2 separate regions of the Homo sapiens genome follow, and region 1 is linked to region 2. Evidence: chromatin contacts called from ENCODE Hi-C or POLR2A ChIA-PET data. All regions are on one chromosome and are shown on one strand. The core of a region is the stretch at or near the end of the contact, and the rest is flanking DNA. Distances in the headings are between cores, read along the strand shown. Region 1 holds the start of AGBL2 (AGBL carboxypeptidase 2). Region 2 overlaps AMBRA1 (autophagy and beclin 1 regulator 1).

The links. A loop is a pair of places that touch in the nucleus more often than their neighbours do. ChIA-PET counts read pairs that join two places held with the same protein, here RNA polymerase II (POLR2A).
Region 1: a map with no recorded cell type shows a loop between it and region 2 (9-fold over the local background). The contact joins the promoter of AGBL2 here to the enhancer-like site in region 2. A Hi-C loop is called at or near these places in 1 of 37 single-sample maps with no recorded cell type. POLR2A ChIA-PET finds 5 or more read pairs at or near these places in 1 of 52 experiments (A673).

What each region holds. Positions count from the first base shown.
Region 1 is chr11:47,714,020-47,716,778 of GRCh38, forward strand. It overlaps AGBL2 (AGBL carboxypeptidase 2), which reads right to left and starts at 1,350. Exons shown (of 19, transcript NM_024783.4): 1 at 1,156-1,350; 2 at 599-731; 3 at 265-328. The coding sequence starts at 631. FNBP4 (formin binding protein 4) reads right to left here. Exons shown (of 17, transcript NM_015308.5): 17 at 2,475-2,759. RefSeq lists an enhancer at 1,028-1,087.
Region 2 is chr11:46,522,675-46,525,783 of GRCh38, forward strand. All of the region lies in intron 7 of AMBRA1 (autophagy and beclin 1 regulator 1), which reads right to left. Among named protein-coding and RNA genes, the nearest start is that of AMBRA1, 70 kb to the right of the region's middle. Within about 2 kb of position 1,662, at least 2 of the 41 ENCODE cell types and tissues checked have a DNase peak (open chromatin) inside an H3K27ac peak, as active enhancers do.

The sequences.
Region 1 (2,759 bases), core at 100-2,599, 1.2 Mb after region 2:
ATACTGGTAAAGGATAGCCAAACAGACCAATGGAATAGAGAGCCCAGAAACAGACCTTTGTATTAAGTGATGCTGTCTACTTGACAGAGGTGACCCGCAGATCAATGGGGAAAGGAAGTACTTTTCACTAATGGTAGAGGAAAAAGTATTTATTTGTCAATGCAAATTATTTATTAGTCTACCCAAGTGCAACCCTCCCAGCTAACGAAGCAATTTTCCTCTTGAGTCCAGGAAAGGTGATACTAGATAAGAACATGGTATTACCTTTAAAGTAGCCATAATATTGGAGGTGACGGTACATAAAGTCTTCATAAGGATCAGGAATAGTCTGTGAAAGGAAAGGCCACTTCAATCAAGATAATGTTTTCAAACCATAATAGACTCAACAAAAAGTACATGAGCGTTGTTGCATAGGACTAGACTAAACCAAGCGAGCTGCATTCCATGCGAATTATTCTATCGTGGGGATCAAGATCTCCAGCTGAGAAAAGATGCCACCAGAACATCCCTTCTCATCTAGTAGCAGATTTCTGTGGAGTTCCCGAAGAAATGGAGTTCCCCGAAGAAATTTCTGTGGCTTTCCGTGTTGTGTACCGACCTGCTTTAGGTGCGTTTCCAAAGCTGGGAACATGTTACTTCTGGATGGTAGGCTGAAAACTAGTCAGTGACATTAGCATCCAGTCGCAAACCCTGCCCAATTTCCAAATAGGCAGCTGATTACACAAGAGAAGCTACAAAGCCACAAGAGGACAAGTGAAAAAACTGCCAATACCTCCCCGGGCGCCCCCCAGCTCCCTCTTGACTTCAGAAAACCCTGCCAACCCAGCTTCTCCTCAGCTAAACAAGGTGGTCACGCCGAGGCCAGAGGTGCATCTGAGACAGGGAGGGCAGCGTATCTTCCCGCTTCTTCTTCCCAAGGTGCTGGCCCCATGCTTCCCTTTCCCTGAGAAAGGAGATGCTCGCCACAGGAAAGTGAAAGAAATGGGTATGGGAGCACGCGACGAAGTCGTCTCGGTAGGTGCCGATGGAAAAAGGTCAGGGGGTTGGGAAAGTGGGCCCTAAAGATTGAATTTAGGGTTCAGAGGAACCTGGTCTGGGGCAGGTGGTGAGGGGGTTTCCTAAGGGTAGGAGCGGGGAAGGAGAGCAGAAACTTCCCAGGAGGGCAGAGCGATGGATGCGACCGCCTTCGCGCCCCGGCCCGTCCCAAGCAGCACGGATGGCTGCGGCAGAGAAGCTCCAGCGAGGCAGGCGGCCACCGCACTTAAGTACAGAGGCCAAGCAGTGTGCGGGCAAGGGGACAAACTCGCTGCACCCGCCCGCCACCGCCTTCTGTGAGGGCCCGGGTAGTCTAGCAACCGAAAGCAGGAAGCGGAGAAAGGGCGGGGCGGTCGGGCGCTTCCGGGGAGCTAGGCCTCGCCCCCAAGGAGGGAGCGGGGACCCCGGGAAGGTCTGCAACATGTATGGCGGGCAGCGGCTTTCTTCCCCTCATACATCACAGCCCCAGCCTCGGAATCGAAACCGCATTGATGAGTACGATGCCAGTAGCCTTCAACATACTTCCAAGCTGGTTTGCTGTTGGCTTTAGATAACTGTTATGCATAATTTGCTCTAAGAGAGCTGCTGCTTCTCTCCTTTCACCTTAACATTCTCTCCACTGCACAGCTAGAAAGGAAAAATTACCTTCTACACTGCAAATCTTAAGAAACAGAGCTAACAAATTCAAATCACACATTTTGATTAGGTTTAAAAAAATCAATTATATGCATAGAAATTTACTCCAGGCCAGGCGCGGTGGCTCTCGCCTGTAATCCCAGAACTTTGGGAGGTCGAGAGTTGGAGACTAGCCTGACCAACATGGAAAAACCCCATCTCTACTAAAAATACAAAATTAGCTGGGTGTGGTGGCGCATGCCTGTAATCCCAGCTACTCGGGAGGCTGAGGCAGGAGAATCACTTGAACCTGGGAGGCGGAGGTTGCGGTGAGCCGAGATCGTGCCATTGCACTCCAGCCTGAGCAACAAGAGCGAAATTCTGTCTCCAGAAAAAAAAAAAACAAAAAACCAACAACAAAAAAATAAATATACTACAATAAAATTCAAACACGTGTCTTTGGTTAACTATATATGAATATAACCGTATCTGTTACTTTTATCAGTGGGGGGAAAAAAGCTATAAAGCACCTTTTTTTCTGAAATGTTAACCATATTACATCATTGCCAGGAATTAAGTAGGTAAAATATTATCTAATATGGCTATTAACCAATCTAGATATTATAGATAATATTAGACCCCAAAACTTTGATCACACAGCACCATCTGGGACTAGAAGCCTGTTTGTCTAAACTGGCCCCACCACTCCCCATTAAAGATCTCCTGCTCATTTTCTTGAAAGCTGTTGTTAAATGTTTGCACCTTGCATTGTATATGCTTAGAAAAAAAAACAAGTCCTGGTTACATAATCAGAATAACAGGAGTTGACGAGCAAAAGGATAACCCATCAGGATTATAAAAAAAGCTTTATTAGTGCATATATACAAATTTACAAGGTCAGAAACTGGAGAAATACAAAGAGCTTTAAAACACAATTTGCCGTTTCCTCAGTTTAAAGTGACTTTTACCTGATTGTGATACAACAGAAAGTACAGAACAGTAAACTGCTTTTTAAATACTGGAATTTTATGGAGAATACATTCACATAAAGAAAGGAGGTGAATTTTGTTTTGGAACAGGGTTAAGACAATGGAGACATTAATACATAG
Region 2 (3,109 bases), core at 412-2,911:
CTTAGCTAATTTTATTCAGAAGCACAGATATATCCTTAAAAGTCTACCTCCAGGCCAACTAAGTCTACGAAGAATATCCTGGTAGAATCATTTATTGCTGTGATACTAGTAAGCCTGTGAAGGTCTTAAAAAACATTTTTTCACATCCACATTTCTGACCTGAAACTTTAAAAACCCTTGACCAAGGCCATTCATTAAGAAGTGACAGGTCCTTCACCCTGGTATACTGCAAACACTATATAATAGGAAGTAAAATCTTAGGACGAATATCAGAAAGGCAAAGCGAGTTAGTACGTGAAGCCTCAAGAGAATGAGGGAAAAGCAAAGCACAGTGTGCTGGGGTGTTTATTAACCAGAGGCAAGGAGGCCAATTTCCCAGCTCATATCTGTCCATGGAATGAGGTTTCTAGAATCTGCAGAAATATGAGGGCAGAGACTACAGCTGGGACCCCAAACAATCCACTGTTAGCCCTTGAGCTAACACAAAGCTCAGAGTACAATCACTTTTCTTATATCCAAGGTTCATTCTGAACTGCTTCTCTTAGTGACATTTGATTTCACTGATTCGCCTCTGGGGATGTACTACTTGCCCTTTCACCCTGATCTTGACTTCAGCAACCACCCTGATTCCTTTTGGACTCAACATTTGACTCTACTGAAATAATTTCTCCACCATTTCCCTCTGTCTAGACAACATGAAATTGTCATAAACGACACCTAAAGTACAATTAGTAGAGAAACTGCAATTTCCACTCTCCTCCCCCGTTCCCAAAAAGATTCGCACATTAACGTCCTCCAGCATGTCAATCAATACTACCCTGAGGAGGATTAACTCTGTAGAGTCTGGAAGCCATTCAATTCCCTGCTTGCTAAAAATTATGCATTTTCCCCCTGTACTATAATCAGAAGATGTAAATTGCCTTCTTTTTATTAGCACTAATGGCTATAATCTCAGAGTTCTGAATGCCTGCTAAATCGATACCTGTGTAAAAAGTCCCACAAACACCGCTTTACCCAGATGCGCTTTATTTAGAAAAATCAGAGACAAAAGACAAAAGATAAGACAGAAGAGGAGAGAAGCAATGAGAGAAAGGCGTGACACAAGACCACCAGAACCAGGCAGTACTATTAACTATCATAAGAAGATGGTTTGAACCCACTGACAGTTCCTTGTGAGATGTCATAGTTTTATTCATTTATTTATTTATTTTGAGATAGAGTTTCGCTCTTGTTGCCCAGGCTGGAGTGCAATGGCATGATCTAGGCTCACCGCAACCTTCACCTCCTGGGTTCAAGCAATTCTCCTGCCTCAGCGTCCCACGTAGCTGGGATTACAGGGATGCACCACCATGCCCAGCTAATTTTGTATTTTTAGTAGAGACAGGGTTTCACTATGCTGGCCAGGCTGGTCTCGAACTCCTGACCTCGGGTGATCCGCCCACCTCGGCCTCCCAAAGTGCTGGGATTACAGGTGTGAGCCACCGCACCCGGCCTAATGTCATATTTTTAAAAACCAGCAAGATCAAAGGACAACAAATCATGAAATAATTTACCAGTGCTTTTCAAGGGGAGTGGAATGCCCCCCAGAAATGTGGCAATGTCTGCTGACATTTTTGGTTTTTGCTTCTGGGTGCCAGAGCACCACCAGTATGTGACAGGTGAAGGCCAGGAATGGTGCCAAACATCCTACAATGCACAGGACAGCCTCCCATGGTGAGGAATTATCCAGCCCCAAATGTCAATAGTGCTGCTGTTATAAAACCTTTTGATATATCTTAATGGTCTGAGACTAACCAAGAAAACTCTGAGTAACTAAAATATGAGGCAATTTAGTGTTTGAGCCTTAGAATCAGACAGACTGCAGTTTAAATTCCATCTTGTGTCACCCACTGGCTGTGAGACCTTGGGCAAGTTCATTATCCTCTGCTTCCACATTTGAGGGGAAATCTCTTATTTCACATGGTTATTATGATTAAGAACCTGTGTCAAGCACAGTAGCCAGTACAGTCTAATAAACAGCCATTACTATTTTTTTCTTCCTTAGATTACAGCTCCCAAAATATCTGCAGGGAATATGATGCCCTCTGTCCACTCAAGTCACTATGCCTAAAAAGGTACTTTGTCAGAAAGAAAGACATGTTGAAGAAGGGTGAATACTATAAAGGTATAAACAGGGGTACCTGAGCCGTGAGAATCACATGCACCCCATCCACGTAAACCAACAAGAACAGTCAGGTATCCATCTACCAATCTATGTGTTGGTCCATCCAACCGGTGATTCAAACAAATACTGAGTGCCTTCTGTTAGTTATATATATCAGTACTATATAAAATACAGATGTGGGCTGGGCATGATGTCTCATGCCTGTAATCCCAGCACTTTGGGAGGCTGAGGCAAGAGGATACCTTGAGCCCAGGAGTTCGAGACCAGCTCGGGCAACCATAGGGAGACCTCATCTCTACAAGAAATTTAAAAATTATCTGGGCATGGTGGCACATGCCTATAGTCTCAGCTACTTGGGAGGCTGAGGCAAGAGGATTCCTTGGGCCATGGACGTTGAGGCTGCAGTGAGCTGAGATCATACCACTGCATTCCAGCCTGGGCAACCGATTGAAACCCTGTTTCAAAAATAAATAAATAAATAGGCCAGGCGCGGTGGCTCACACCACACTTTGGGAGGTCAAGGCGGGTGGATCACCTGAGGTCAGGAGTTCAAGACCAGCTTAGCCATGGCCAAAGTGGCAAAACCCTGTCTCTACTAAAAATACAAAAACTTAGATGTGTCAAGTCTGGGCGCGGTGGCTCATGCCTGTAATCCCAGTACTTCGGAAGGCCAAGGCAGGTAGATCAAGATCACTTGAGGTCAGGAGTTCGAGACCAGCCTGACCAACACGGTGAAACCCTGTCCCTATTAAAAATACAAAAATTAGCTGGGAGTGGTAGCACGTGCCTGTAGTCCCAGCTACTCTGGTGGCTGAGGCAGAAGAATCATTTGAATCCGGGAGGCGGAAGTTGCAGTGACCCGAGATCGTGCCACTGCACTCCAGCCTGGGCAACAGAGCAAGACTCCGTCTCAAAAAAAAAAAAATTAGCCAGCATGGTGGCAGG